Regions from separate parts of the Homo sapiens genome. Here region 1 is linked to region 2. A link is a loop called in an ENCODE intact Hi-C map of the cell type or tissue named here. Cell type or tissue: PC-3. All regions are shown on one strand. Each heading gives the region's core, and the rest is flanking DNA. Links, peaks and the distances in the headings are about the cores only.

Evidence for each region. Peaks named below come from ENCODE experiments on the same cell type or tissue, not always from the same donor. Only the 100,000 strongest peaks of a DNase experiment are listed, where the experiment ranks them.
Region 1: it touches region 2 in a loop (3-fold over the local background); 2 of 110 quality-filtered maps call a loop at or near these places.

What each region holds. Positions count from the first base shown.
Region 1 is chr1:168,898,277-168,914,921 of GRCh38, reverse strand. LINC00970 (long intergenic non-protein coding RNA 970) reads left to right here. Exons shown (of 5, transcript NR_104091.1): 4 at 6,952-7,063; 5 at 10,210-11,017. It also overlaps the pseudogene SUMO1P2. Among named protein-coding and RNA genes, the nearest start is that of LINC00626, 120 kb to the right of the region's middle. In PC-3, for the core only: no CTCF peak of the experiment used is centred there; a DNase peak (open chromatin) is centred at 7,591; H3K4me3 peaks cover 727 bases; H3K27ac peaks cover 3,102 bases.
Region 2 is chr1:168,702,003-168,718,647 of GRCh38, reverse strand. It overlaps DPT (dermatopontin), which reads left to right. Exons shown (of 4, transcript NM_001937.5): 2 at 4,302-4,427. Among named protein-coding and RNA genes, the nearest start is that of DPT, 19 kb to the left of the region's middle. In PC-3, for the core only: no CTCF peak of the experiment used is centred there; DNase peaks (open chromatin) are centred at 8,537 and 9,247; H3K4me3 peaks cover 469 bases; H3K27ac peaks cover 2,674 bases.

The DNA of each region.
Region 1 (16,645 bases), core at 5,515-10,514, 200 kb before region 2:
GGAAGAATGGTGCTTTTATGATATCAAAGCTCTGTTCTCTATTTTCTAATGGATTATGTCCCTCCTCCCTAATAAGTCAGTGAATGGTTTATGGTATCTTTAAAACACAAGTACGTGAATAAAAATCAGATTTTACTTTTTATGCTATTAATGTCTTCAGCATTTATACCCAACATGAATGACATTGGGCTTCTCATGCCCATTAGTTGAGTTTGGCAATTATGAGCCAATTGCTTAGTTTCCAGCAGAGACGGAATTTGGAGGTGGAAGGCTCAGCTCCTCAATGCCTTCTATCCCTGTAATTATCCCTCTGAGTAATTGCTTTGTGCCCTTTGGAGGTGGAAAACAATAACCAAATTGCTGCAAGCTATTTGTGAAAATGATGGTGGGATTTTTTAAAGGTTCATTTTTAACTTTTATGTTTTGAAAAGAGCACATGTAATAAGATCATCTAAAACTGGGGTCCATGTTAAACTGAAATTAAAATCTATCAAACCGGATCATAGTTTTTTCAGAATCATGTCAAAAATCTTCCTGTCTCTCTTCTTTTGAGAGCCCCCAGGATTTACAGTGCTGTTGGCAACTGCCCCAGCAGTGGGTGCTGAGGGAGGGGCTGGGATCAGGAGTGTCAGGGCAGGCTCCTTCCAGGGTTGCCTCCTGGGCCACCAGCATTCCAGGCAAGGCCTCCTTTCAACACCAGGGGCAATTTGATATGATGTTTGAAAAACAATATAATAAAATGAGCAAATGAACAGCACTTCTCTTTTATAAGACTTGCAAGGTGACTTTGCCTTTTTGCCCATAAACTCGATTTGCCCATAAACTTGAATGCAGTTTTGATGAGTTTGTTTGATTAATTAATGAGGCATATTAATGAAGCCAGATTCGTGCATTTGATTCCTATATGGACCACTTAGCTTTTTCCCTCCCCCCATGTTGACTGATTGCACTTTTAAATCTTGCCAATCTAGGGTCTTGATCACAGGCTGGCCAGTTGCCAGGCTCCTGGAAGGTACTTGCTGTTCCCTCTCTCTCACTGGTAAAGTAACACAGTGGGGCTGGGGCTCCCTCTGAATATGAAGAGTGCGTATCTTCAGAAGCAGTTTCAATGGTACTCTAAATCCCTGTGAAGTAGACTGAAATTGTCATCCTAGCTGAAAGGTAGGAAGTGTGTGATGTTCTATGCCTATACCCCCATCAGTAATTGCACACATAACCTTGAGATTGCATGGATTGCACAGACTGCCTTTATTTTTTATGGAACCCTGCTGCTTGTCGGAGGGAGTCTTGGGGTAGGGAGGCATCGGACTTTAAGAGCACAGACACTGTTTGGCAATGAAGTGTCTTGGTTTGAATTTTGGCCCCACCTCTTCGTTAGCTATGAAAACTTGAGCATCTCTTAACTCATTTAAGACCTCATATTCTTCATCTAGAAGACGGGCACAGGCCAGGCGTGGTGGCTCACACCTGTAATCCCAGCACTTTGGGAGGCCGAGGTGGGTGGATCACCTGAGGTCAGGAGTTTGAGACCAGCCTGGCCAACATTTTGAAACTTCGTCTCTACTAAAATACAAAAATTAGCCGGGCATGGTGGCGGGTGCCTGTAATACCAGCTACTCGGGAGGCTGAGGCACAAGAATCGCTTGAACCCAGGAGGCAGAAGTTGCGGTGAACCGAGATCACACTACTGCACTCCAGCCTGGGAGACAGAGTGAGACTCTGTCTAAAAAAAAGAAGATGGGCATAATAAATATTCAGCCTCATGAGGCTGTTTTAAGGATAAAACAAGATAATCCATGTAAAAGCACTTAGTATAGTGCCTTTAAATAATAAATCCTCAAAAAATGTTAGCAGTGATTAATATGCTAATTTCCATCTTGTGGAAGGAAAATAAGGATGTAGTAGATGAAATAATTTATAAAATCATCTTTTGGTGCTAGGTCTGGATTGATAAAATATTAAAATACATTCCATATAAAGGTTAACTTTCTGCAGTTGAGAGGCAGTTGAGATAATTGGTTAAATATCATATTTAATGTATGAGGAACAAACAGAAAAGAAAAGTCAGATGTGTTAAATTTTCATTTTTATTTTAAATTTTTTGGCAAGAACCTTCACACCAACCGGTCTTCAGAGTTTTCTTTGGCAACAGAGCAAATCCAAAGAGTCTTTGGTTTGTAAAGCTCCATTGACCAATGAGAGGCTCATGGTGAGTTACTTATTCTGAACCAAAGATTTCCCATTGTACAAAAGGGATAAGAAATCTTAGTTCACTGGGTTCTCATGAGGCTTGAGTAGGATAATTCATATAAAAGGACTTCCTGATCCACAAAATGCTTCAGAAAGTAAAGTATATTATGATTATTCATATCTTAGATGGTTGAAGAGTTAAGGGACAAAGAAGCTCCTTAATTCCTTGAAAACAGTGCAAGGAGATAATGCTGAAGGCCAGTATAGACCCAGCTCTCCTCTTTTAGGTCTGTGTTATTGATCAACCACTGGACAGATGGCATTGTATTAAGTGGGCTTGCTCTGAATCTTACTGATGGCACTTTTTCTATTTTGCTCTTTGCCCTCGCTGGCCACATAAGACAGAACTACTCAACTTTTGTCATCCCTTTGGACATCTTGGTCTTTTTTTAGGAAAAAAGCCTTTCTCCTTAAGGAACTGAAATGCATTTATTGATATGGAAATTATGTGTCTTGTTGGAAAAAAGTCTATTCTCAGAGAATGTCTCACAAAGAAAACACTGAATCAGATGGTACTATTCCTGCAGATTCATTCATGAAAAACAGCTGCCCCTCTAATAGGCAGTGAGGATGAGGGTCCTCAGGGTATTCATTCGTGGTTGTAGGGAAGCTAATGTCACTTAACTTAAGCTGGAAGGTATTTTATGTACACAGTTAACATGTTTCTTGGTTGTTTTTTGTTTTTTTTTTTGAGATGGAGTCTCGCTCTGCCGCCCAGGCTAGAGTGCAGTGGCACAATCTTGGCTCACTGCAACCTCTACCTCCCAGGTTCAAGCAATTCTCTTGCCTCAGCATCCCAGGTAACTAGGATTACAGGCATACACCACCACGCCTGGATAATTTTTATATTTTTAATAGAGATGGAGTTTCACCATGTTGGCCAAGCTAGTCTCAAACTCTTGACCAAGTGATCCACCTGCCTTGGCCTCCCAACCTTTCTTGTTTTGAAAATGAGAAAACTGAGGCCTGGAGCATGTTAAATCTCCCACCAGAAAAAAATATCCAGTTTTATGTCTTGCCATATTTCAGGTTTTATTTCATGTTTAGCCATACAACATTGTTTTCCTTTTAGTCTTTGTAGTGTTCTTTGCACATTTTTATGTCTGATCCTTTGCACATGTTATCCCCATGTCTTAAACAGTCTATCTCCCCTACCATTCATGTGACTGCATCCTGCTCTATACTGATTAATATTAATAGTACTTCAAATTTTTCCATCTCTCTATGTCTCATTCACCAGATTGTAAGTCTAAAGGGAAGGACCATTTTACCATTGTATATTATTGTATTCCTTATTCCCTGTCAAGCACCTGGCTCATTTTACATGTTCAATAAGTATTTATAGAATGGAAAAATAAATAAAACTATGCCACTATTTTTATCTTTAAGATTTTAATTTCCTAGTGACATTTTTATAGTCTGCAAGGGCCTAAGATCCTTAAGCCCTTGGTGTCAAGATAAAACAATGAGGATTCCCTATTTCAATCTAAGCGAAGACCCAGTCATAAGCAAAACTGCTTTTCTTGTTCAGCTAAGTAACACCTCAAAGATATAATAAAAAATGGAAGAGATTATGGAAAATGTTGGATTCCTATGGGGAGCTGGTTGCTTATGAGAAGACTTGTCTTTGGGAATAGCTCTAGCTACACGAAGGAAATTGAAACCCTCACAGTGGAATAGCTTACTGGTAAAAGTGACTCTCTATGTGTGGACTAATTATCAGTTGAGGAAGATGAACTGAAGAAGAAAATTCTTACCTTGAGGGTTTTGGGCATAGGGCTGGGCATTGGTTCAGTTCACCTTGGAAGCCTCCTTTTTATTTGAGGGCACAGCGCTAGGTAGCAGGCAGCCACGTATAATTGTTTTTAATACTTCTGTTCCCCTGACTTGAGTTGGAATGCTCCCAAGGGCAAGGACTTGTCTCAGTCATCTCTGGACCCTTCAGAACTTGCACAGAGCCTGGCATAGAACAAGCTGTCAATAAATGCTTTTGAATGAATTATTGAATAAATGGGAGGTAGACACACCAAATAGTTCAGATGTTTTGGTGTTTGCATGTCCATATGTATACTCTGATGACTCAACGCTATAGACAGAATGGCCGGCTACTTGCAAATGGCAGCCTGGGCAGTGAGTCCTTTGTCTAGCATTCAACAGTGGGGAGGCAATCCAGAGTGTCTAGTAAGGTGCTCTAATAAGGCCTGAGCCCCAATGTTGCTTATTAACTGTGTGACCTAAGGCAAGTTGTCTAGCAAACTTGGCCCCTAGTATCTCCATCATTTGGAAGAGCCTATAATATTATTTACATCTTTGAGTGGTTGTAAGAAATAACTGAATTTACACATGTAAAATGCTTAGCACTGTACTGGTGCATAATAAGAACACAAGAAATGTTGGTGCAAAAGTAATTACTGTTTTGGACCATGAATTTTAAATCATTATAATGAGGCTCAAGCACATCTTTATTAATCAAAATAGGAACCATTACAATCAACACATTTTTGCCTACAAGAAATAAGTTTGTTTATTCCTGTAGCCTAAAAATTCATGCCTCCAGATTCGGCAAACTCTTGGAAAGCATTTTCTGTATCCTGCTGGTTGTGGAAGTGTTTTTGCTGCAAAAAGTTGTCAAGATGCTTGAAGAAGTGGTAGTTGGTTGGCGAGAGGTCAGATGAATATGGCAGGTGAGGCAAAACTGCATAGCCCAATTTGTACAACTTTTGAAGCATTGGTTGTGTGACATGTGGTCAGACATTGTTGAGAGAAGAATTGGCCCTTTTCTGTTGAGCAATGCCGGCTGCAGGCATTGCAGTTTTTGATGCATCTTATCGATTTGCTGAGCATACTTCTCAGATGTAATGGTTTTGCTGGGATTCAGAAAGCTGTAGCGGATCAGACTGGCAGCAGCCCACCAAACAGTGACCGTGACTTTTTTTTGGTGCAAGTTTGGCTTTGGGAAGTGCTTTGGAACTTCCTCTCGATCCAACCACTGAGCTGGTTGTCACCAGTTGTCATATAAAATTCACTTTTCATCACACATCACAATCTGATTGAGAAATGATTCATTGTTGTTACATAGAATAAGAGAAGACGACCCTTCAAAACGACGATTTTTTAATTTTCACTCAGCTCATGAGTCACCCACTTATCAAGCTTTTTCACCTTTCCGATTTGCTTCAAATGCCAAATGACTATAGAATGGTCGGCGTTGTGTTCTTCAGCAACTTCTCCTGTAGTTTTAAGAGGATCAGCTTCGATAAATACTCTCAGCTGGTCATTGTCAACTTTTGATGGCTGGCCACTCTGCTTCGTATCCTCAAGGCTCTCCTCTCCTTTGCAAAACTTCTCGAATACCACTCCACTGTACATTCGTTAGCAATTCCTGGGCCAAATGCGTCGTTGGTTTTGCGAATTGTTTCCGCTGCTTTACACTAATTTTGAACTCAAATAAGAAAATCACTTGAATTTGTTTTTGGTCTAACATCATTTCCATAGTCTAAAATAAATATAAAATAAACAGCAAGTAGTATGTCATTAGCAAAAACTAATAACAATAAAATAAAATAAAATAAAGTGAGAAATGTGCATTAAAATGATGTATAATACAACCACATTTATTTAAGAATGTATTCCAGTATCAAATGGCAAATTCCAACAATGCAAAAACCACAATTATGTTTGCACCAACCTAATAGCAGCAAATGTTAACAACATCCAACATTTTTTGAGCACTACTATATCTGTGTGTTTATGTATGTAAGTATGGATGTATATGTATGTATGTATGCATGTGTGTGTTCTCATATCCTCAAAGCAGGCCTGAGAGAAAAGTATTACTAATATTCATGTTTATAGATGAATAAAGTAACACAGAAATGTTCAATTACCTGTCCAAGTTCATATAAACTGTAAGCGACAGAGCAAATATCTGAACCTCTGAGTTTACCATTGTGATCTCTTTGTTTTCTATTGCTTCTTTGCTAGTATTACTGTTTTAAAAAGGAGTGGAAAGTCTATGGTCAGAAGTACTAATTGCATTAGGTTCTGTATAAGGCAGTTTAGTAACCTAGCCATATTGCCACACAAAACTTTTCCCACTCTAGTGTGACTTTTAGCACCTATCTTTATATAATCTAGATAGCTTAGAAGTTCTCTGTTTAATTATTACAGCTATTTCAGCAAGCCACTGAATTGAAAGGGAATAAAGCCACTAAAAGATATAAAGCTGTCTTTGGCTCAGATTTACCTCACTGGTTACAATCTCAGCATGACCATAGGTGATGTTATGCTGCTATGTTTATGGTGCTCACTTTGCGTAAATTTTATCAAAACATACTTCTCTTAGTGGAAACCAATCTGTATGCAGGAATACCTTTTGAGTTAGGAAAAGTTTGCATTAATGAAATATTGAGAAAGAGAAAGGAAAAAAGAAATGGTTGGGGAAGTTGTATTTCACTGAGGGAAAACACATGTTTATTTTTAACACACCCAATATTAGCATTGGTTAGTGCTGTGGAATCCATCTATTTCTGTTTCTTCTGAAAGTGACCTCCCATTGGAGTCAGTCACTTTATCCCTAGACATAAGGATTCTCACTTAGTCAAATGGAAACAAGAATTATCAGCAGAGAACATTTACCATGTGTGTGAAGTGGGTAAACAGCTGGTCAGTCTCCAACTAGGGCTTTTGTTTCCCTTTTAGAGCTGAAACCACAGGAAGAGGCCAATATGGACTTCTCTACTACTTTATTTCCCCTGAGCCTGGTCAGCTTCTTCCAAGGAGATTACTGGGAGGAAGCTTCTAGGATTTCTGGGTATGTGAAGTTGGGGATTGAGTGGGGAGGGAGGAAAGGAAGAAAGGGCAGAGAAGTTCAAAATGTGACAGTGCGAGTACCTTTGAGGGTAGCTATTCTTAACACAAGTGTCCACATCAGGCAGTATAGATTCAAGGACCATGGCTGGGCAGAAACTGTGGGCTTGGTGAAGGATGCACAGGAGGAGTGTGAGGCTAATACTAACCACAGTATTGATCAGATTGAACTTAAATCATTTTGCTAGTTATACATCAACACATCTGCCAGATGCAGCCTCACAGCCCCTGCAAGCGGGGTCCTTATGCATCAAAGCTCTTAACAGAGATATAGATGAATACTTCCTCTAAGACAACTCTGAGAAAACTGTGGCAAGGGAAGGAGGCAATCGCAGAGAAAATGCTAAATATCTTTCTTTAGGCAGCCAGCAGGAACTCTGGAGCTCTTGATCTGTCCAATGAAAGCTCTAATGTGGCACTTCTGCCCAGAGGCCTCAGCACACGTGGGTCATCATAGCCTTGAGAATAGATGTGACTGTGCCATAGGAGAATAAAAAAAGCTAAATTCAAAAGAATGTCATCAAACCAGTTTGATGAATAATGTTTGCCTATTGCTTGTATGCTTTTGAAAGAAGCATAAAATCAAAGGCCAAATTGTTAGGACAGTACACAAAGCAGGTAGCTGGTTAGCGTGGCTTTCACGTAATTCCAAAGCTAAGCTCCTATGTAAAAAGAACAAGTAGGCTGTTGAAAAGACTTTCGCAATTTATTCAGAAAGGATCTCATGTTCTAAGGCAACGACCACATTTTCCTTGTTAGAGGTGAGCAAATACCCAAGTTCATGGCCATGAGATCAAATGTAATTAATAAAATGTTAACCCACTTCTGACATTAAATCCCCAGATATTGAGTGTGAGAAGGAAGTAAAAAAGCCACTTCACTGAGAGGCTGTGGCTTATAAAACCAAGAAGAAAAACCACCAGCATTTTTGCTTTTTGCTTTAAATTTCTATAACAATGAATAGTCTATAATTTTTATGGAAGCTGACAGTTTTGAGTATCACAAAGTTAAAAAGAACGAGTATTAGTATTCTCATTTGTAGGTGAAAAAACTGGGACTCAGGCTCAAATTCTCAGAATGAGTGCTACATCTCCTTTTATCCCCTCATATCAAGGCACATCCTATCATGTTATGATTGCTTCAAACTCTGCTTAATATGGGAAGAAGCAGACAGGATCTGCCTAAATTACATCCAGGCTGTCTCCTGGTAGGCTCCCAGATCGTTTGCTGTTATCCTAAAAAGGAGAGGCACAGGTAGTCATAATTCTGGTTTGATGACATGCAGAGGATTGATGATTATACAATAACTAAGAAATGAGCAACGACTGGCACTGTGTTAAGAACTTTCTGTGCATTACCTTCATAATAATCCATGAAATTGGCATTATCATAATACTTTTTACAGATGAGGGCACTGAGGCACAGATGTGAAGTAACTTGCTCAAGGTTAGACGGTAAGTTCAAACCCATCCAGGTCCATACTGGTGGGCCTTAATAGTTAATACTTTGTCATTAACTTTGTTGTCAATGCCATTCCTATGCATTTGAATGCATTTAGAGGAGCAATTCATATAGTAGATAGTAGCACAGACTCAGAACCAGGAGGCCTGGGTTCTAGTCCCAATTCTGCTACTGATTAGTATGGTATCCAGATCTCATGTTCCTTATCTGAAAAAATAAACCTTTATGCTACATAGTTTCTATACGTTCCTGAAAATCTAATGGGGTATATTCGATTAAAGTTTCTGCCTAGTTACTCAAGGGTCTTCATTTTCTAACTAAGGTTTGAAAATATTCTCCTGGCTTCTGTAATTCTGCAAGGCTGTTTTAGTTGCTTTTGAAAAACTAAATTTCTAAGAACTATTTTATTGAGTGCTTGAGCCTTTCAGAGCTCCTAAAAAGGTTCGTAACTCATCTTCTCACATTGCTGCTTGTGTTGACCTTGGCATCCACTGTCCACAAACTCCTCAAGGCCATCCTGAAAGGTGAGTGGGAGGTGGCAGATCATTGTAGCAGGCACTGAGAGAGCCACCACCAAACACCTTCCCTTTGGTTGCTTTCAGCAGCTTAAAAATCACTTTCACAGACTGTAGGGATTCATTTATTCCTCACAACACACTTTGAGGTAGGCGCTAGCATTCTCATTTTATAGATAAAGAAATTAAAGCCCAGACAACCATCTATCTTGTCTAAGCTCCAAACATTTATAAATAAAGACCTGAGTTCTAGCCTACATCTCCTGCCTCTAAAGCTAAATATATTTCCATTGCTTCTTTTAAGGAAGGCTGCATAGGAATTGGCAGGGCCCTATAGTGGCAGGTTTGACTGCTCCACTCTTTATCATCCATGTGTTTTGGGTAAGCCAACTAATTTCTATGCCTCTCTTCTGTGAAATAGATTAATAGTACTTGCCTTGAAAAATTATGGCAAGGCTCAATGACACATCCAGAATTACCTAGCTGAGTGTACCTAGCACAAAATAGATGCTCAAAGTCATCATTATTTTCACTTCTCTATGTTTGAAAAACTACATTTTCTTTTACTTCTAAGGAGTTTGCAGTTTTGTTGTTGTAATCTACTTACTACACAAATGAAGAATCTTAAAGATCTCCTATAGAAATAATTTTCTTGTCAGTAAACAGTAAAGAAGAGGATAAATTAGAAAAGTGAAAAATTTGTCAGTCGATACATCAGAATAATCTGGAGCCACAGAGTTAAGGCTTTCTTGCTATTTTTATGCCTCTTTATTCTTTTAGCTTCTAAATCTCATTTCCATTTGTTAAACTCAGATTTAAAAAGTTAACTCACAAATGATATGATGTAGTTGTCAGGCTGTTCCCTTAGGCATGATGCTCAGAAAACCAAACTCGAATGGAAACTCAAGCAATGTAAAATCTCTATTTAGCATACACAACTGTGTCCATGGTGAAACATTCTCCACTTACACTGTAATAATAAAAAGACTGGTACCCTAAAAGAATAAATAAGTCTCCAAGCTAGAATTTTCAATTTTTCATATTTTTATTCATGTGCATTTATTTTAAAACAGAAAATTTTATTTTGACCACCATCATCATTTTTCTGTTCCAGACATTGGATTCCCTGCTGGTTTCCCCACCTGATTATTGAAATTGATTTCTGGAGTTCAGGAAAAAGCAAGTCATCATATATCAACCTATTATGTGTGTTAGGCTGTTTGCATTATCACATTTAATCCATTTGACGCTGTGAAGGAGCAGGTAGTGTTATCTGACTCAAGTCTGTCCTTCAATTAATCTCACCACCTCCAGGATTCCTTTATGCTCTTTGTCAAGAACTCTGGTAGAGCAAAGAAAATGGGGATAGTTTGTCACGTTCAAAAATCGTATTGACCAAGACTATCCTCTCTCTCTCTCTCTTTTTTTTGAGACAGAGTCTCACTCTGTCACCAGGCTGGAGTGCAGTGGTGTAATCTCAGCTCACTGCAACCTCCGCCTCCTGGGTTCAAGTGATTCTCCTGCCTCAGCCTTCCGAGTAGCTGGGACTACAGGTGCATGCCACCATGCCCAGCTAATTTTTGTATTTTTAGTAGAATCAGGGTTTCACCATGTTGGCCAGGATGGTCTCGATCTCCTGACCTCGTGATCTGCCCGCCTTGGCCTCCCAAAGTGCTGGGACTACAGGCATGAGCCACTGTGCCTGGCTGATAATCCTCTTTTAAGAAGAAGGGGTATATATTTACCTAGGGAATTCCCTAGAGGAGAAGAGGCAGAAAGGCATAAAAGGAGTATAGTAAACTGAAATCAAGACATCTAAATCTAAGACCTGGCTCCATTACTGTACCCCTTTGGAACTTTGGGTAAATTCTTAATTCTTTCTGGGTCTCAATTTTCTCTTTTAATAAAACAAAGATTTGGAGTAATAAAACTCTAAATTCCTTTCCAGCCCTAGGACCTTATGGTCTACAGTGAGACTTCTTATATGATTCTAGTTAGGGTAAAACAATTCAGGATTAATAATAGTTATGTTAAGTACCCTAGGTTTTTAAGAGCTCAGTTTTGATTATGTATAATAATGAGTTTGACAAAAAAAAAAAGTTGAGTAAAGATGGATGGCTGAAACCCTCATTTAGCCTCTCTCTAGGCAGGGGAATGAATAGTTTGCAAGGGAAAGTTTATTTTCTGGCATTGTGCCAGAAGAAAACAGGATAGGCCTAATAATAGTCTAAAAGATGCAAGCACTTTGAGATTCTTGCTTCCATACCATAGTCAGATTCTCAGGGTCTCAGTAGACATAGCCTTGGAGTTGGGCAGGGAGTCTTAAAGCAGCGATCATCACCTAGGTTTAAGCTGAGATTCTTACTTTACAACGTGCCTTCTGCCCAATGACTAATGAATGACACAGACAGTTATGGGTACTGGGAGGTGGGAATAATCACTTAAGGGTGGCAGTGTTGGAGAAAAGTATAAGGAGGTGACTGGGAGACTGGACCTTCTTTGAAGGTTGGGTATGATCTAGAGAAATAGAGAATAGTTGGGGTCTAAGAGCACAGAAAGAGATGGAATATATAGTATAGCTGAGGAAAAATAAATGGGGCAGCTTAACACAAGCAACTCTGACATAGAAGTCTTCTGAATCAAAAGCAGAATTTTGAGGCACTCAAGAAAGAGGGGTATTAACTATATCGGTTATAAACTTTTTAAAAAAGTGATTTTACAGAGACTAATCTGGAGCGGGTAGTTTTGATATCTTCATAAGGATGACCTTGCCTTGACTCATTCTTTTAAACATTTTTTTTTATTTTTTATTTTTTTGAGACAGAGTCTCGCTCTTTCGCCCAGGCTGGACTGCAGTGGCGCTATCTCGGCTCACTGCAAGCTCCGCCTCCCGGGTTCACGCCATTCTCCTGCCTCAGCCTCCTGAGTAGCTGGGACTACAGGCGCCTGCTACCACGCCTGGCTAATTTTTTTTGCATTTTTAGTAGAGACGGGGTTTCACCGTGTTAGCCAGGATGGTCTCGATCTCCTGACCTCGTGATCCGCCCGCCTCAGCCTCCCAAAGTGCTGGGATTACAGGCGTGAGCCACCGCGTCCGGCCGCCTTGACTCATTCTTTAGCATTATTGTCCTTATAGAAAGTAATGCTATTAAAAATTTCATGTGTACATTGAGTCTTGAATTTCTTTTGGCACCTGCTGTCTCCATTGATTCAACGCAAGGAAGCTGTGTTCTCTTCCTTGAGCTTTATGAGTTTAAAGTACAGCCCATCCTATTGAGTGAGTTCTATGGGGCCATTGTCAAATCTAAAAGTGCTTTACAATGCTCCTGAGTAGATGGCATCCCACTGGGGTCATATCGTTCACTAATTGAAGGTAACGTTCTTGGATGATAGCAAAAACCGTATATAGCTCTAATAGCTGCTCTACAGATAAGCCCAAGTGCTATACCAAGCCAACCCCAATCTGTTTATATAAACCAACTATAAAATAATTTGCATGCAAAATATTATTTTACAAACTCCAATATCACAGGAGTAAACTATCTATTGAAAAGGCTGTAAATATTTGCATAAATGTTGCATAAACATGATGGGCTTTAGTTTGGAGTCTTTGTTAACATAAACATTTTTAGAATTATCTTAACCTAATTTATTTTAGCTCTAGACCAATTAATATTTATTCATAACCTATGTCTTTGGTAACTTGCCTAACTAAAAAGAGCCTCTGACATTTCTTTCCCCTGGTATAATTAAAAATTAAAATTTGTCATCGGTAACTTATAGAAAACTTTTTTCACGCTTATTTTTATCTTTTATAAATTAGTATCTTGGAGCTCAAAATTGCTCTTTGGAGTAAAAACTCTCTGTCTAGTTATTTAAAGAATCTATAAAATCCTTCCTTCCTTCCTTCCTCTTCCTTCCCTTCTTCCTTCCTTCCTTCCTTCCTTCTAGCAACTACAACATCATTTAGCATGTATATACATTTTAGTAAGCAAAGCATGGGGAATCAGAGGCAAATTATCCCCAAATCTCTGCCTTCTAGGAATACAAAGCCTAAGAGAACTAGATCTAAATAAAAACTGTAGGCTACATGTAGATTGAGTTGTCCTGCTTATTGAGATTAAAATGAGATTTATTTCAACCCTAACCTGTAAGCTGTAGTAGCCTTGAATCCCTCCCAATCTTTCCAAAAGTACTTTTGAGAGGGAGGATGGAGGGAGGGAATAAGTGGTGATTGGTATGATATTTACATGCCCCTTAACATTTCTTGCTGCATATGCTGTTCCTCAAATGCTGTTTCTGCACCATATTGTCCAAGATGTGAAACACAGTCTCTTTACCCCTGAGAACTTCACTCACACAAGACATTTGCTTGTGTGGTAGACTTTGCTGAAAGCTTGAGATGATGGAGGGGTTTCACACAGCCCATTATTTGCCCCCTCCCTTGATACACATCCTTTTCTACATTGTCCACGTCTCCACCCTATTAACACAGAAGAGAGAAGCTGAAGAGGATTTTGGAAAGTAAGGGATGAGACAAAGCATGAAAGATGACCAGGTGCTACCCAAGTTGTGGGACACTTTGCTGAAGAGAGGGATCCCTGTCCTCGTGTGATAGGCAGAACCTTCATCTTTCTTCTTCGTGCTCTCCTGTCCATGGACTCTTCGGTGTCTGCTTAGCATGAGCCACCAACTCCCATCTCACATTTCAGTGGCACTGAAGAATTGCAGAAACTTTGAAATTTTCTTTCTCTTCTTTCGCTTCTCTGGCATAAAGGAAAGTAAGCACTATACAGATTAATTGATATTGAATTAGGCCATTTCTTTTAGAAGAAAAGAGTGACTGTTTTAAATGTTATTTCTTCTCCCTTTACAATTGCAACACATTTCTATCTAGTCCCATCCTACAGCCAAGTGTTAATATGTTCTCATTCAGTGGATGATGGATTCTTTACTTTTCATCTTAAAATTAAATAGCTATGTTCTATACCAGAGAAGTGTTCACTGGCTACTAGATAATTCACTCCCAAATGAAAAATAAATGACATTAAATACATAATTCTGTCACTACTAGAGCACTGTATTATTTTGTTGTCATAGTCAATAGATACTTGTTCACCTTTTGGCAGCAGTGAAGGTAATTTTAAACTATAGAAAGGAAAAAGTTCCAGTTATACAGGAATTAATATTCTAAAAGAAATGTGTTTTCTGAATTTAATCTTTTAGATCAAAATGATAGAATTGTAAAGTCAAAAGGAGAAAAATTGAGGATTGGCTGGTTTGTATTATCATCAGTTCTCAAATGTTTATAAGGGCCATCTAAGAGTGAAACGACAATGGAAACACGTAAGTCATTTCCTAATCTTATTTTAACCTTCAGGTTCAAACTTTTTATAGAATAGATGAAATGATAGGTACTTCATTGATAATCTTTTCACATAATCCTGTTTATCCCATAAGTGGAAATACTTCTCAAGAGTGAAATAGCCAAATGGAGGAAAAGGTCTTGGATAGTAGCACATTTTAATGTCTTGTTTAAAATTGTCATTCCAAATTATGATAGTTTGTTTCCAAAGATGGCCACCATCAGTGTCTTGTTTCCCTGCACATATGCACAATTGCCAAATCAAGAGGTGAAGTCTAATTTCCCTCCCCTGTTATCTGGACATCTGGACTGATCTTCAGTTTTTGTTTGACCAATACAATCAAGCAGAAATGATATTACAGCACTCCCAAGCCTAGGTCATAAGAAACCTTGCACCTTTCCCCTGGGCCACATGGAACATTCCTCTTGGGATGCTCTTGAAACACTTCAGTCATACTGTGAGAAATTCAAGTCACATCCAAAGACCACATATAGAAGCTTCAGGAGACAGTCTCAGCAGAACTTCCAATCAATAACTGGCCATATGGTATAGCTATCTTGACCATAAAACTCATTTGGGCCTTCAAATGGTTCCAACCCCAGCCACCATCTGTTAGCACCTACTTGGGAGACTCTGAGCAAGAACGACTCAGCTCAACCCAGTTAACCTAACAGAACTTTAAGAGATAATAATAAATTGCTCTTTTGAGCCACTAAATTTTAGGATGGCTTATAACAACAATAAATAACTGAAACAGAAATACAAATATTTTGAATAATCTACCTGTTCTTTCTTTTTTCAACTCTTTGGATAGTCTCTTTTAACCAGGTACTATGCTAGGTGCTGGTGATGGATTCAAAGATGAAAGAGATATAAGATGTAAAGCCTGATGTATTTTCACAAGGAACATTTACTTGGTGAGACAGACAAATGAGTAGAAGAATATTATGCCATATGATAAGTAATATAAAAATGCACATGGTTCTTGAGGGATCACGTAGCTTTGGGAAAACTAATTGACTTTTTTTTTTTGGAAGGTTATTAATAAATAAAACTAAAAACTAAGCAGGAGACACAGAGACTCACCTGAGCAGCAGCACGGGGCAAAGATGGCATGTGGAACTTTCTTGGAATTGCAAATATTTCAGTCTGGCTGGGGCATAGAATATGAAGACTAAGTGGAGAGATATAATTGGGAAAGTTGACAAAGAGCTCAAAAATGTCTTTGTATACTGTCAAACGAGTTTGGATTTTATTATTCAATGTTAAAATTCTAGCCATTTTCATCCATTCATCTTTTATTTTACCTTACAATCCTTCAATAACTAAAAAATAATCATACTCCTCCAATGGCTATGTTGAAGGATCTTGAGGACAGGAAGAGAGTCACATTGTCTGATTTATGATTCAGGATGATGGAATCTTCTGACAAGATTTTTATTTTTTAGATCTTAAAATGCATTCTTTTCAGTGAAGCCATCTTTGGAGTTAGTCATTACTCTCACCTTATCTGTCATCTTGACTCCAATATGCTATTCCTCTTCTTTTGGTCTAGACTCTAATTTTAAAGCTATCTTCAAGTTAAGGAAAGGTCATTTTTCCACAGTTCAGTTCTCTGAAAAGCTTACATCTCCCAGTGAAAGTCACAGTCCAGGAGTGAAGCAATCACATGCTAGAACTTTAGGGCCAATTGGGAAGTCTTTACAAACACTTGCCTTGGTCGATCTTACTTATTGCTACAAGCCTGAAAATGCATAGTCCTAAAAAAGGTGGTCTCTCTGTGCACACATGTAATTTTTAAAAAGGAGAGGGCAATACGAAGGGAACTGAGGCTTGATCACCAAAAATCAGCACAATGAAAGCAAATGATAATGAATAATGAGCACTAGAATTCAAATTACCAGATGTTTTAAAGAGATGGAGTGCCAGTTTTCAATTCCATTTTGAGCACCACATTACAAAAGAACTATTTTAAAAATAAAAAAATGATTGAGGGAAAAGAAAAACAAATAAAAGAATACCTAAACTACTGAATGACCTCATTTGCTCATGATAAACTTCAATCACATCTTCTTACTCCATTCCCAGTTCTTTTATAGTATGAGTAGCAGCAATTCTCTGATCTTCAAAGACAAATCTGAGTGAATTCATTGGAACTCCCTGCCTTTGACAGTATGATTCTTT
Region 2 (16,645 bases), core at 7,298-12,297:
GCCATCCAGCAGCATAGCCAATGCTCTTGGCCACTCTACTATCTGCTCCCCACAGTGTGAAAAGGTACCCCCACAAAGATCCGGCTCTGGAAGGAATGCTTTCACATACCAAACTCCTGAACAGGCTGACTCTACCAAAATGTGAAGGCAATCAAACCAAAGCCGGAGGAGGAGGGTTATGTTTGGTTATCTAACTTTCACTATATGTTCTTAGGCTCTGAGTCTGTAGGGTCCAAATAATCTTCACAGGGCAGAGTTATCTGAGGTGGTGTGTGAGAAAGTGACACACACTTCCCGTACAGGCACTGGGGCCAGCAGCCTGGCCAACAGCTGGCGGGGAATTTGTGGAACTTGGATTGCCTTCAGAACTGGTACTCCATGAAACAGTTCGGCTTATCTTCCTACATTTATTTTTACTTAGGGGAACTTACCCCCATGGGAGCTCTGTCCCCTATAGGGGTCTGAGTACAGAAGACAAGCCAAAACAATGGAACAACAACTCCGTGGAAACCACAGCCCAGCTCAGTTCTGAAAGGGCTTTGTTTTAGAGGAAGGCAGCATTTTAGTGATGGTAGGAGAACAGGTCACAGAGAGCACTAGCTTATGGCAACCTTCTCTTTTTGGACACATATGAGTTTTGCTTATGATTCTTAGAGCTTCATATTGAAATTACCTCTCACCTACTTTACTAAGAATTAGGATAGAATAGAACACCCTGGTAGATCAGCCCCTAAAGCTACCTTTCCACCATATCATGAGCCTAGTCCATTCCACTCATATAGCTTGCTGAAGTATGCCAGGCATTTACAAAGTGATTAGTATACTCCTGATGAGATGCGAGCAATGGTAGAATGAAGAAGGCTACATCAGTCATATGCAGAAAACTGAAACTGGACCCCTTCCTTACACCTTATACAAAAATTAACTCAAGATTAATTAAAGACTTAAAGGTAAAAACCCAAAACCATAAAAACCCCAGAAGAAAACCTAGACAACACCATTCAGGACACAGGCATGGACAAAGACTTCATAATAAAAAACACCAAAAGCAATTGCAACAAAAGCTAAAATTGACAAATGGGATCTAATTGAACTAAAGAGCATGTGCATACCAAAAGGAACTATCATCAGAGTGAACAGGCAACCTACTGAATGGGAGAATATTTTTGCAAACTACCCATCTGACAAAGGTCTAACATCCAGAATCTACAAGGAAATTAAACAAATTTACAAGAAAAGAAGAAACAATCCCATCAAAAAGTGGACAAAGTATATGACCAGACACTTCTCAAAAGAAGACATTTATGTGGCCAACAAACATATGAAAAAAAGCTCAACCTCACTGATCATTAGAGAAATGCAAATCAAAACCACAATAAGATACCATCTCATGCCAGTCAAAATGGTGTTTATTAAAAAGCCAAGAACCAACAGATGCTGGCGAGGCTGTGAAGAAATAGGAATTCTTTTACACTGTTGGTCGGAATGTAAATTAGTTCAACCATTGTAGAAGGCAATGTGGTGATTCCTCAAGGATCTAGAACAAGAAATACCATTTGACCCAACAATCCCATTAATGGGTATATACCCAAAGGACTATAAATTATTCTACTGTAAAGACACATGCACAGGTATGTTTACTGCAGCACTATTTGCAATAACAAAGACATGGAACCAACCCAAATGCCCATCCGTGATAGACTGGATAAAGCAAATGTGGTACATATACACCATGGAATACTATGTAGCCATAAAAATGAATGAGATCATGTCCTTTGCAGGGACATGGATGAAGCTAGAAGCCATCATCCTCAGCAAACTAACACAGGAACAGAAAACCAAACAGTGAATGCTCTCACTCATAAGTGGAAGTTGAACAATGAGAACACATTGACACAGGGAGGGGAACAACACACACTGGGACCAGTCGGGGGTAGAGTGTGAGGAGAGGGAGAGCATTAGGACAAATAGCTAATGCATGCGGGCCTTAAAACCTAGATGACAGGTTGATAGGTGCAGCAAACCACAATGGCACACATATACCTATGTAATAAACCTGTACATTCTGTACTTGTATCCCGGAACTTAAAGTAAAATAAAAGAAAATTGTAAAACCTAGATACATGTATAATAAACTACACAGTTGCACATACCAAAAAAAAAAAGCTAGATCATCAAAGAGCCATAGGTCTCAATTTACACCTTAACCTGCATTACTGAGCCCCTATAGCTGAGTTTTCTAGTCTGCCAGAACTTCTTACAAGTCCTGGGAACAGGGAATTCAAGCTAATTTACATGGTTGACCGAATACCGAGCCCATCTCTCAATTCTTCTCACAACATAATAGCAAAGTGATTGATACAGAACAGTAGTAGAGTATGAGATGTTTAATAAATGAATGAATAAATAAATAAATAAATAAATGCATATTTGAATTATATACATTAGGTGAATAAATGAATAACAAGTAATAAATAATAAATTTAAAAGGACGGATGATTTCTGATGACAGACAAGTAATATATTTAATATCTAATTTTGTTAGATCTGCAAGTTCATTTTCAGCAATGGAAAAGAATAAATGAAATCCACTTGTTGATAATGTTACAATTTGTGTGTCAACAAGGCCTCTCTCACCAGTCAGCACACGGTACTTACTTTATGCATTATATTTTCTGAAAACTTATCTTCCCATGAAATACAAGGTTGCATTCCAGCAGCTGTCTGGCCATGCACATAGACAACTGCCTGCTCTGGCTCTGCCCACTCATAAGAGGGGATAGACCAATGGCTGGGATGGTGGGAAATGCAAAGAAGGAGAGGTAACTGAAGAACTATTTTGGAAGGGTTTGTGAAAGAGCTCATGCTATAAGGTGGAAATCCACTGGATTTCATCAAAGGGCCATGGCTCACCATACCCATCTGGGCTTTGCATGCTGTGTGGGGGCAGAACAAATGATCATCCTTGTGCTCAATTTCCAGGGCTCTGCTGTTAAGCAGAAGAAATGTTTATTTGAAATTCGTCAATACATTGTGCTTCTCTTTGTCTTCTTTTTATTTTAAATTCCAGTAAAATGAATTATAATATCTTTTATTTTAAATGACATGCATAATACAATCTTGAATTTGTAAAATTCTAGATGTAAAATTCTAGATCCTGGATAAGTAGCAAGAACAGTGGAAATGCCCTGACTGTGTAGAGCTTATGGTCTTGTGGGTGGTGGAAAGATTCCTGGATAAGTAGCAAGAACAGTGGAAATCCACTGTGGTCAGGTAGAAAATAGTGTTATCATCACAGCAAAAAGTGGGAAGCCTGAAGACGCCATAGGAATTGGGCCCAGGAATGGGAGAAAATCATACTAGAGATGGAACAAAGGAAGAAATGATTGTACTATTCTAAGTCAATGTTTAGTTCAAAAGGTGCTGTGAAGACCAGCAGCAGCACAGGTAGAATGAAAGAGCAAAAATTATTTCTTGTCTGTGGACTGGAGTGGAGCGGTTATATATTTGAAGAATTAGGACTAAGCAGCTAGGACAGGAAAGGGATCTTTAGAGGGGGTTTGAGGCATTCAGTTGGCCTGTTGCAACTCTGTAAGGACTGCCTCCACAGCCAGGATTCTTGGTGGCCACCAGGAATAGAATTCTGAGAAAAACATGCCATGGCTGTGTAGAGCTTATGGTCTTGTGGGTGGTAGAAAGATTCCTGGATAAGTAGGAAGAATCTGGGTTGTGGTCCCAGCTTTCCTACTGGGCTGCCCTGGGCACATTCACCATGCCCATCTGGGCTTTGCATGCTGTGCAGGGGCAGAACGAATGATCATCCTTGTGCTCAATTTCCAGGGCTCTTCTCTTAGGCAGAAGAAATGTTTATTTGAAATTCATCAATACGTTGTGCTTCTCTTTGTCTTCTTTTTATTTTAAATTCCAGTAAAATGAATTATAATACCTTTTATTTTAAATGGCATGAATAATACAATCTCGAATTTGTAAAATTCTAGATGTAAAATTCTAGATCCACCCATTTATGCAGGCTTCCATCTAACAATATATATTGAAAGAGGTATGACAGGGGCAGTGTTCCCTAAATTTTGTTCAGTTAGAAAATTCTGAGTCACTTAAATTTTAATGGAGGGGCTATGTTATTTCTACAAATATAATAAAGACTATTATTTGCATAAAATGGAATAAATTGTTAAGAATCTAGGTCAGAGAAAGAGTGTGTAACTGTGGCAGTGGGGTCTTGGGAAGGGGTCTGTGTATGTGTCACTGTTCTTAGGTTCCTGGGGTTGTCTTCTCTTCAGGTACCAGACGTGCTCCAACAATGGGCTGGTGGCAGGATTCCAGAGCCGCTACTTCGAGTCAGTGCTGGATCGGGAGTGGCAGTTTTACTGTTGTCGCTACAGCAAGAGGTGCCCATATTCCTGCTGGTGAGTCTGGCAGCCGACCAAACCCTCATGACTCCTGGGGTGGGAGAGGCACCTAGGAAGTGCTCTAGCTTCAGGTAAGCTTGAGGGTCACACACAAGCCTGGAAGGCAGCGCTGGCATATAGACAAGAATGAATGAATGACTTAGGAGGATGTTCCCGCCAAGAGGGATCTTTCAGGTTATCCAACCCCCCACATCCTTCTTTTGGCAGAAAAGGAAACAGAACCATAGAGCCGGCACTGACTGGCCCAAAGTCACCCACCTACTCTGTGGGAATGCCAAGTCTTAAGCTTAGGCCTAATGACTCCCATCCCAGTGCTGTTCTCCTTCTCCCCAACTTCTGGTAACTTCTCATCATATCCAAGGCTGCAGGGCCTATTTGGGAACCTAGTTTCCTGTAGTCTTTCTCTGGGAGAAACCAATCCTCTCATGGGTCAGAGTCTAGTACATAGTTATAGACAGAAAAAATAAAATATTAAAAAATTAAAAAATTAAAAAAAAAGATTGTGCTGTTTTCTGGATCCATTTGGAATTCCAGCCTCTGATGTTTTGTTTCTTTCCCTATCCCTGGGCTCATGCCGAATATCTCCTGACCTAGCCTTCCAATTGACTAGGAGAATGTGTATATTGTCATTTGCCCTGATGACTTACACTGGGTGTTGATAACACAACCGGCCCAGGTTTTTTTAATCTGAAAATGAGCCAGGCATTTCTGCCTTGGGCAAGGGGATCCAGAAGTGTCAACATGTGAAGGTTGGCTCCCTCAAGTGATTGATCTCTCTACAGTTTGATGCTTGCAAGGACAGCTTCACAGGTCATGCTTATTCTCTGCAATCAGACAGCTTACTCCACAGATGCCCAGTGGCACACAGTATCTCTAGGGATACAAAGCCCCAAAAGCTTAACGTTTTTCTTTTTAAAGTAAGGACCGATAGTAAATTCAGAGCTCAAAGTCACCTGTCACTGTATGATGGAGCAGAAACCTCCTCTAGTTCTTCAAAATCGCTTCCATAAAGCAGCTTTTACTCCTCTACAGTGGGTGAACAGGCCTGGCAAAGGATTACGATGCCACTGGGATAGGTCCTGAACCAAAGACCTAAAGATCTCTTGCAGTGGAGGAGGTAGAAGGAGCACCAGTTTGGGCAAAAAGAAACTTGAGTTTCAGTCTCTGTGTTGGCCTTTCCTCACTTCCCTCCCTTCTTTCCCCTTTCCCCTTCTCCCCTCCCTCTCATAACTCTGCAGGCTCAAGCACATCACCTAAAATGATGACCACCTTTTTTGAGTCTCCAAGATCTTTAAGACTCTGATGAAAACTATAGACCTTGTCTTCAGGGGGGAAAATGCACTTAGCATGTTAATACAATAGTTTGCAGAGAATTTCGGGAGTCCTTAAACTCCCTGAAGGCCATTCATGAACACACTGCCAAGAACCCCTGGATCATAAGTTGAAATTCCAAGGACTAGAAGATCTTTCAGGTTGTGTTGAACCCTAAAAATGTCTTAATTCCAAAGACACTTTTGGAAAAGATGATCCAGATGCCAGAACTGTTTTGAGAGGATGAAGGAAGTTCCAAAGACGAGTGCGCCCTAATGAAAGGGGAGAGTAGGTAGGAGCTTGGCCTCCACAAATCTCTCATTCCTGGTCTATTAACAGAATGGCACTTCCCACAAGGAAACCAGCCTCCCTTTGTTGCAAAGCATTAAAAGCCAGTTAAAATGTATGTAAATTACCTGAAAGAGCAAGCAAAACCTAATACTCAGTCAGTGAATTTATTTACTACATTAGTATAACTTTCCCTGAATCAGACTCCAAAGGAACACATCAGGGCTGGGGTATGCTGGGTGGCCAGGAGGAGTGGGTTCAGGAGCAGGGGAAAGAGTGAGGAGGTGAGGAGGTAGCCCTGCACGGGCTGCAGTGGGGAGGAAGGGGAACATGGACAGCCTAGGGGCAGCTGGAGGCCTGGATGTTGGTGGCTCTGTCTCTCTGCCCTTCGTAGATGCCTCTGTCACAGCACTTTATGCATTTTACCACCTGTGTACAGTTGCTCCTCTCTACCTGGACTTCCAGTGTCTGGAGGATATGGGGCCACTCACTGATCTTTGTATTTTCAATGCCCAGTATAGTGCTTGGAACATAGTGTCTTCTTAACAACTGTTGAACAAATATCCACATTAATAATTGTGGAGGGTGTATATAATGTGAAGTGGCCCAGAAAATATAATTCTCTTACATAAAATTTTTTGTTCTCTCCCCCATCCCTCCACTTCTGCCCAGAATATAAGCTCTACACAAGCAGAGATCTTTGTGCTGACATATGCCAAGCCCTATAAATAATGACAGGCACATAACATTTGTTTGGATGAAGGAATGACTTCAGGCTACTTTTTGTTATGAGCATTAAATAAGATAATATATTTCTGGCCTTGCCACTGTCTATGATCACACAGAGCTGACCTGTCTTGAAACAGAGTCCCCTTCACCCTCCCAGATGCAGGAGAGACCCAGCCTCCTCACCAACTAACAGGACATTCAAAGGCAAACTCTGCCCAGGAACAACCTAGCAGGTGTCAGGTCATTGCAGGAAGCAGAACTTGAGAGCGGGGTTGGTTATGCAGAGGAACAAGACATGTGACCAGTTGGACAGTCTGTTGTTAGATGTACTAACTCATTCTTCCCCAGGCAGAGAGGAGTAAGCTGAGGCAGCAACATTCCTCATCACAGCAAGGCTCGAGGTCTCTGCAGAGATGAGTGGGAGAGCCTGCTGTGTCTGTGGCCATGCCATCATGGTTGGCTGGCCCCTGCCCAAACAGAACAACAACAGATAGTGGGCTTGGGCCTCAAGGCTTTGGGTGACCAGGCAGGCAAGGAGCTAAGGCTCACTGGTTTTAGAAAATTTGTCAAGGCCGGGCATGGTGGCTCACACTTGTAATCCCAGCACTTTGGGAGGCCGAAGTGGGCAGATCACAAGGTCAGGAGATCGAGACCATGCTGGCTAACATGATGAAACCCCGTTCTCTACTAAAAATACAAAAAAAAAAAAAAATTAGCCAGGCTTGGTGGCAGGCACCTGTAGTCCCTGCTACTCAGGAGGCTGAGGCAGGAGAATGGCATGAACCCAGGAGGTGGAGCTCGCAGTGAGCCGAGATCACGCCACTGCACTCCAGCCTGGGCGACAGAGCAAGACTCTGACTCAAAAAAAAAGAAGAAGAAGAAAAAAAAAAGCAAAGTTGTCAAACAGAAGAAATAGGGGGTGGATGAAGGTAAGTGTGAGAGAAAGGGATAAACATCTAAATTTTCCTGGAATTCCCATATTCCGTGGATCTGTGGGATCTGTGTTAACACTCTGAGCATTGCTTCTTGAAGCTTATCCTGTCTGTTTATTTGAATGCTGAGACCTGAAAAAGACAGGTCTTTGTGTTTCCAGTTCCACCGTTGTTTTAATGATGCCCCAGATTTCCAGTGGTCACCTGGAGACTGGTTCCAGGATACTTCTGCTTCCCCAAGAATGCTAGGTATCGTTCCTCTCACATACTTTAGAAAGGCTTCTCAAGCTCCCTTAGATGCAATTCACCAGCTAAGATGCTAAAAATGTAATGATCATATAGACATATATGTAGGAACAAAGTCTCAATGTTAAAGATTGATAGATAAAGATGAGCAATTTTGAGTTGCCAGAGATATTCATGTCTCTGCTCACAAAGTTTACCCAAAGCCTTGATCTGCAATGACTTTGCCACTCTGAACCCACCCCAACCCCCATACCCTTTACCCTTCCTTACCCCATCCTACCATCCAGACATGTTGCTGTTGGTCTGTGGAGCCAAAAGGTGGGGAAAGTACAGAGAATTAATCCAAAAGGCATGACAAGTCAACTTTGAAACAAGTCCCACTAAGGTGTGGTTCCACCTGCTGGTTCTATTTCTGAAGGCATGGTGTTAGAGCTGAGAGCTATCACGGTCACCAAATAAAATGGTATTTTTTCAAAGAAAACATTGGAGAAGCAGCAGAACAAGATTCAAGTGTGCACCATGGTACACAGTGTATGACTCACTATCCCGCTGGTGTGTCTAGACATTTTAGTGGCATCTTTAAATTGCCTGAGTCATGATGTTGTATTATATGTCTTTCTAAATGCCTCCAGGGCATAAATTAGGTCTTATTTTTTCAACATCTCCAGGATATTACCCAGCACAAAATAGACTCTTAATAAATGTGTCAGATGAATAACTGAATGTTGCAAGCCCCTAGGAACAGTAACAATGGTGAAACCTGACATTGATGTGATGATGTTTTATAGTTGACAAAGACTTCTTTCATGTACATTATTTTATTTGATCCTTTTAACAGCCTTACAGAGTGAAGTGAGAACTCTTTTTCCTGCACCTTCCCACAGTGAAATGCTGATAACCCTCTTATCTGAAACCTTCCCTTACATGACTTTAATTAGCTTGAATTACCTCCCAGGGAACTGGACCCATGTGGGTGGGAACGACATTTTTCCCCTTCCCTCTTTGAAAGGCATTCTTCAGCACGCAGCCTGACACCGTATGAACTAGCTAAGTGAATATCTAGCGCCTGCGTTTGTGAGCACTTAGGGATTCAGAAATATCATCACTCTGGGCTGGAAAAAACAAATCATCCAACCAACTCCCAAATGAGTATGAGATTTATTTGTTTGGTGGGAACCAAGGTGCTGCTCTCGTTTCAGCTTGTGCGGTTTCTCTTTGGATATTACAGCCTCACTGGACTCTGGCAAGAAAGCAAATTCCTGAGAGATGTGGACATGCCATTAGGAAATGGTCTCCACTGGATTGGATGAATAGTGAATTTTATAGATATTTATTTAGATATGAAAATTCTAATTCTTAGTCTAGTGGTCTGCAAACCACAAACACATGTCACTGAAGTTGCCACAACCCTTTAGACATTGTTTGTCATAATCTCTCTTCTCCAAACAGCTCAGCAGCTGCAGGCTGCACACCAGACTGTCTACTGTCCAGGCGGAGACTCTGTGTCCCAGGATCTGATGGTTGTGAATCATTTTCTTTTCCAAATGGCTCTTCTCCAGACCCATGGCCTTTCATTAGGTTCATTGGATAATATCTTTTGACTGTAAAATAATGCATCCATTTAGGTAACCTTTACTTTTCTCTTCAACCCTGATATTCTGTCTCTCAGACTTTGCATTCTCCACTGCCTACTTCCCCACTCTCTGTGTGCAAGTCATAAGCCAGAGAGTGCTTTTTTTAAATTCCTGTATAGCTCTAGTTAACATCAGTTGATTAGAACATTCTTATCTCTCCCACCCCAAAGCACCCAGTCAAAGCTAATCTTTAATTCTTAGCCTCTTTGTTCAGATGTTAATACAAGATAGGGAGTGTTTGCATGTTCACTCCTGTAATGCTGTTTTAGGGACATGAACAATCTCACAGGCCTCTGCATTGCTGTGCCTGTCATATGCCACCTGTGCCCAGACAGCCTCCTGCAATTCAGCTCCCAGAGGCCTGGTAAGAAGAGCAGCTTCCATTAGGTATATCTCCTAATGTTAGTTAACAGGTGCAGCACACCAACCTGGCGCATGTATACATATGTAACAAACTGCACATTGTGCACATGTACCCTAGAACTTAAAGTAAAATAAAAAAATAAAAATGAAGAGCAGCTTCCATACTGGTCCTCTGCGCAAGCTGGAAGCTATTACTATAGAGATGGACATACTTAAGTTTTGAGGAAATTGGACTAGATGTCTCAATTTAAAGGAACTTATATTGGGTTTAGATGCTCTGCGCCCTACTAAAACCATTGCCTTCCATTGCATGATGTACATAGCACTCATTGTGCAGACAGCAGCCTCTCTGAACTTGAGCAAAATCTATCATCCCTTTCATCTGCTGGAATGGTTTCCATAATTATTGTGCCATATTTAAAATGTAGACATGTACAATTGGCACTCCATATCTGGGGTTCCCTATCCAAGAATTCAACCAACTTTGAATCAAAAATATTCAGAAAAAAACAATAAAAATAAAAATAACAATACAACAATAAAAAATGATACAAATACAAAACCATATAGTATAATAACTACTCACATAGCATTTGCATTATCTTAGGTATTATACGTAATCTAGAGGTGATTTAAAGTAAACAGGAGGATATTCATAGGTTATGTGCAAATGCTACACCATTTTAGATCAAGGACTTGAGTTTCTGAAAATTTTGGTATCCATGGGGGTCCTGGAATCAATCCCCTGCAGATGCCACTGATGACTGTTGTATTAGTCCATTCTCACACTGCTAATAAAGACATACCCGAGACTGGGTAACTTAACAAAGGAAACAGTTTAATTGACTCACAGTTCCACAGGGCTGGGGAGGCCTCAGGAAACTTACAACCATGGCAGAAGGAGAAGCAAACATGTCCTTCACATGATGGCAGGAAAAAATGCCAAGCAAAAGGGGGAAAAGCCCCTTATAAAACCATCAGATCTCGTGAGAACTCACTCACGATCATGAGAACAGCATGAGAGTGACCGTCCTCTTGATTAAATTACTTCCCACTGGGTCTCTTCCATGACATGTGGGGATTATGGAAACCACAATTCAAGGTGACATTTGGTTGGGGACACAGAGCCAAACCATATCGACTGTATTTGGTGCCTGCATTATAGGTGATACCTCTCTCCTTATGTTCAAACTTCAAAAGCAGAAATATCATAGATGTGTCTGGCTAAGTATTGGTTAACCCAAGGCCAGCTACTTAGAACAAAGTAAACCTCTCAGTTACAAACCAAATCTGATGCTTTATTCTATCTAGTCTGCTTCCCTCTACTATAATAGATTCTAGAGGCAATCATTCTTACTTCTATTTATTAATTCACTTAAGCAGTCAATGAATGTGAATGGATATGAAATAATAACAATTCATAGGCTTTGGGTGAGACCCTACTAATGATAATGATGATAATAATAATATTTATTTATTGACACTTACCACGTGTTCCTGTGTTACTGCATTTAATCCTCACACACAAAAATTATGATACTATCATACAGATGAGGGAACTGAGCTATAGAAGTTGTGGCTCCCTTCAAAGTTCCAAACTTGACTCAACCAGTCTATCTGCCTCCAAATCCCATGCTCTTTGCATAGTACTGAGCTGTCTCTAGATGAGGAATAAGACTTCTACAGGTGAAATATTACATAATAGCACAGTAGGCATCTGGTAGAAAACAGAGAATAAAACTATTTTAATTGGAGGGGAGCTGTTGAAGGTCAAGTAGCCCCCACTGACATGCAGGCCCAGGGTGACCACCACATAATGTGGCTAATGAAAATCAACACGAGTCAAAGTGAATGTGCTTACTGACTAGCCCTGGGCTTGGACAGTGAGTTAGAAACTCAGTTCCAAGAGAGCAATTTGGAAAGTGTTCAGGGACTTTCCTCTACTCATTTAAGCTACAGATATCCCTGGAACTGTTATTCCCTCGTGTTGTGATACATGTCTGAAATGTTTGAAATGTAAAGTCCCAAAATGCCATAAAAGGACAGACATGGACATTTGTTTTTATTTCACACACCTCAGAGCCCCTGGGTTCAGATTTTCTGTGCAGAGAAGGGCACTTGGGTGACTACCAGAGGTCCCGCTTGGCCAATCCCCAGCTCTTGTGGGAAGAAGCCTGGGGATTGTTCTCTGTGGCTGTTTTCCTTTACACATAACTCCATTTGGGGTTTATTTTTTCTGTCTTTACAAAACTAATTCAAAGGGGGTCTGATGTAGCTCCTAATAAAGACAAACTAAATTAATCTGAAATATGTTCATTCCTTATAGCTTACTTGGAAAAGCATTATGCAAGAGGATTGATCATGAACAGACTGGCTTTATTTAACAAACTTCTCAATGATTTGACTGTCAGAAAGGGACATCTTTTTAGCTGAATATATAAAACGTAAGCCAACCTCAACACACCAAATCCGCAAATGTTGAGTTTCTCCTCCAAACCCACCTCTGAACCAGATCATAAAAGCATATTTGATTCCATGCACCAGTGATCCCTCAAAGAGCTCACTATATTGGCCATCATGATGTTATACAGTATTCTATTATCTTGCTAAATATATAGTGCTGATGTATTAGTCCATTTTCATGTTGCTGATAAAGACATACCCGAGACTGGGCAATTTACAAAAGAAAGAGGTTTAATGGAGAACTCACAGTTCCATGGCTGAGGAAGCCTCACAATCATGGTGGAAGGCAAGGAGGAGCAAGCCACATCTTATGTGGATGGCAGCAGGCAGAAAGAGAGCTTGTGCAGGGAAACTCTCATTTTTAAAACCATCAGCTCTCATGTGACTTATTCACTAGTATGAGAACAACACAGGAAAGACCTGCCCAAAGGTTCAATTACCTCCCACTGGATCCCTCTCACAACATCTGAGAATTCAAAATGAGATTTGGGTGAGACACAGCCAAACTGTATCAGCTGACATGTCACAGGACATTTGAATGGGATATTTAAAGTAATGTGCTAATTGAGTGGTAGAGAAATAGAAGAAAAACAGAATTCAATATTGAATGACCAACAGAAGCTTCTCTAAAATGTTGTTTGAGCATAAGCTGGGCTATAAAAGATCATTTGGAAGACATTCTAATTTTATTCTTATTTTTTAAAAAGCTGAAGTATGGCTTCCTCAGGTACCCGTTCTGATCTGTTCATATGTAAATGCTGGGGTTTTTTTCCAGTTTTTATGGTAGGGAGTCTGTGGTGTGTGCTTTTCTGGTGTCCCCACAAAGTGGGCCAAGGTTGGGGATATGATGTTTCCTGACCATGAGATGAAGCTGTATCTGTTCATGTGCACATCAATTGGAGGGAAAGTCCTGAAAGAGGAGCTTCCAGGTGACACCGACTAATCCAGTTGCCCTAATTTCCCCAAGTGAAACAGCTGTAACAAACACATCTCAGTGCTATGAAGTTTGACTTTCATAGAAGAAAAGTGTCTAGCTCCGAATAAGGTCTCGTAGAGGTGGGTTTTCACAAAACCTTACGCTGAGTCACTTTATGTCAAGGAATAGATTGAAAATCTTTACTTTAACTATTAAAAACCTAATAAGTTCTCAACCCAACCTCTGACAATGAATAAAATTGGCCACTGTATATAACTAGATTGTATCTCTATTTCCCTTTCTAAAATGGATGTGAGAGCGTATACCTGGACTCAGCTCTGCAATATGTCTGTTCTTGTGGCAACGGAGCCGAGACATCTATCAGCAGCAGCTCAGTCTATGATATTGTATCATAGCAAACATTCATTGAGTCCAGTTGGATCTGTTAATAATTTTAGAGCTTCAAGAATCTTAGATGAGAAAAATCCTATATCAATCTTAAAATTGTCTTCAGTTCGAACTGATTTCCCTCAGCTCATAAGTAAAATATTATTAATTTTTTTACCATCAGCTTCAGCTGACACAAGAGTTGTGCAAGTGGCTTTATGTTATCAAGTTTTTTCTTAGCTTTGGAACAACTCTCTGTCTTTCATCTTGACAGCAGAAAAAGTGCTGTGAAGTGAGAAACTGTACCACAAGAGTCATTCATCTGAAAGTGCGCATGCACACACACACACACACCCCACACACACACCAGTAGTTTTGCTTTTTTTGTTGTTGTTGTTGTTTGAGACGGAGTCTCGCTCTGTCGCCCGGGCTGGAGTGCAGTGGCGCGATCTCAGCTCACTGCAAGCTCCGCCTCCCGGGTTCACGCCATTCTCCTGCACAGCAGTAGTTTTTATTAAAAATTAAGTAATAGCTAAAATTGAATAAATCTATTCAAACACTTTACTTTAGGGGAAAGGAGAAAATAAGGCTTCCCATAGAAATGTTTGAAAAGTAGACTCATTTCAATAAAGGCATCTTCCTGACCTGCGCTCTTCTTCATCTTGCCAAGCTGAAGGTTTGTTTGATTGTTTTAATTGGTCTAGGAATGTATGGCAATGCTCAGTATGAAGTGTGTTTTTCCAAAAAACTGCTTAAAGTGACCTAGTAATTCACAAGGAATTCACAAGGAAGCTGCAACCACACCGAACTCTTCCCCGACCTACACTCGCAAAGCCCAGTGTCACAGCTTAGGAAACCCTGATCATTCTGCTTCCTTGTAGCCTCTTTTAATTTCCTGAAAAGTCCCTATGCCCTGTCTCAGTGTCTAGTTCTGAACGTTTAAATTCTTTTTTCTCTCTAAGGAGCTATTACTGGGCTTTCACTTATTAGGACACTTTGTGCGCGTGTGTGTGTGTGCGCGTGCACATGCAGTGTCATCAAGCGCTAAATGCAGCCACATATATCTGGTTTGAAAATACAGAACACAGCATCCTGGGCCACATTGACTCAATAGTTCTTCCTATGGATGGTGTTTGGGAGGTTCACTTTCTACCAGTGATTTGGGTCATTTCTCCCTTGGTATTTTTATTTCATAAAGTAGGAGAGATTTCCATCGATATCCAACCTCCTTCCCTCTCCTCCTTTACCCAGGTTTCTCTAGGACAGTCTAAACTCAATCCCATGGTGTTATAACAAAAACAAGACAAAATAACAACAACCAAAAGTCACACAAAACAAAACCTGTCTGGGACCAAGAAGAAAAAGTACCAATGGTCATGCACCTCACCTTCTCTAGGACATTCTAGAAATTCACTGGACATCAGTACCTCATGGAGAGGCTTCTCGGACAAACTGTCCAGTTAGACAGGGGGCTTATGTCTGGTCACTACCAAAAATGAAGCAACAGAGAATCCTAATTAAAGAAAGCATGAAATAACATTTTCCTTCTTTGAAGCTTAAAACTTCTTGATGTTTTTAAAGGTAAGCTTTTCTTTCCCACTTTATTCCGTGATATTTATCCAAGTATCTGAAGACAGATCAGAGTGGTCAGTAAAAACTTAAAAAATAAAAATCTAGCTTCATAATTTCCAAATACTTTTGGCAATTGGATTTAGCTTAATGCAGTGTTGCTGTATGTAGATTCTGCCTTAGCAAAAAAAAGAAAAAACACACAACTTGGTAATTAATTTTTACACATTGTATCCAGAGATGCTTCAAAAGTTTTAGAAAATATTTTTTGTTCCCTGAAGTAAGGAAAACACACACCCCCTCCCACCCCCATGCAACCTCTTATTCTAATTTGCATTATTGATGTTCTCAACAAACCTCTCTTTCCTTGGGTTAACTTTAATACAGTCCTTGTTAGAATTCTCATGGATCATAAATCAGTGGGATCCAAGTAAGGCCCTATTAGTTCTACTTATAAGACATTTACCATGCTGGGCGCAGTGGCTCATACATGTAATCCCGGCACTTTGGGAGGCTGAGGCGGGTGGATCACTTAAGGTCAGGAGTTCCAGACCAGCCTGGCCAACATGGTGAAACCCCGTCCCTATTAAAAATACAAAAATTAGCTGGGTGTGGTGGCACACACCTGTAATCCCAGCTACCTGGGACACTGAGGCAGGAGAATCACTTGAACCCAGGAGGCGGAAGTTGCAGTGAGCCGAGATTGCACCAGTGTGCAACAGCCTGGGTGACAGAGTGAGACTTGGTCTCAAAAAAAAAAAAAAAAAGACATTTACCTGAAAGGTAAAGTCCTGCTTCTGGATCTCTTTAGAAGCACAAAATAAGTTTCTGGATTTGCAGGACCTTATTTCCCTTCATGAACTCGTTAAGCAAAAACACAGGTACCTCACTTTGGGTTGGACTTGGCATCCTGATAGAGCATAATTACGTCTTAGGAAAAGTCAAATCAGAGAACAAGGGTTAGTGAATAATGGGTAAAAGGAATGATTATGAACCAAGAGAATGAGCTAACCATTGATCTTTCTCCATCTGTGCACTGAGATCCTCCTAGGAGCCCTTACAGTTTATAAATCAATCTTTTCATGATTTAATGACAATCTTGGAGAAAGATCACCATCAGTCTGCAGAGGAGAAGATCTTTCTAGCATTAATAAACAGTGATCTGGTAAACCCAAATCAGATGAAATTATTGACACTCACAAACTAGTTGTTTTCCAAGCGTCCCTGGGGTGTGGATAAAGACTTTGGAGGAGCTATTTCATGGTAAAAGGACTGTTTTGGTCCTGAAGGTTCCAGTGGCAAAGCCCTTATGAGAACTGGGGGATTCTAGACTTTATTCCAGGATGGACTACCATGGACCTACTCATATGAAGGCTC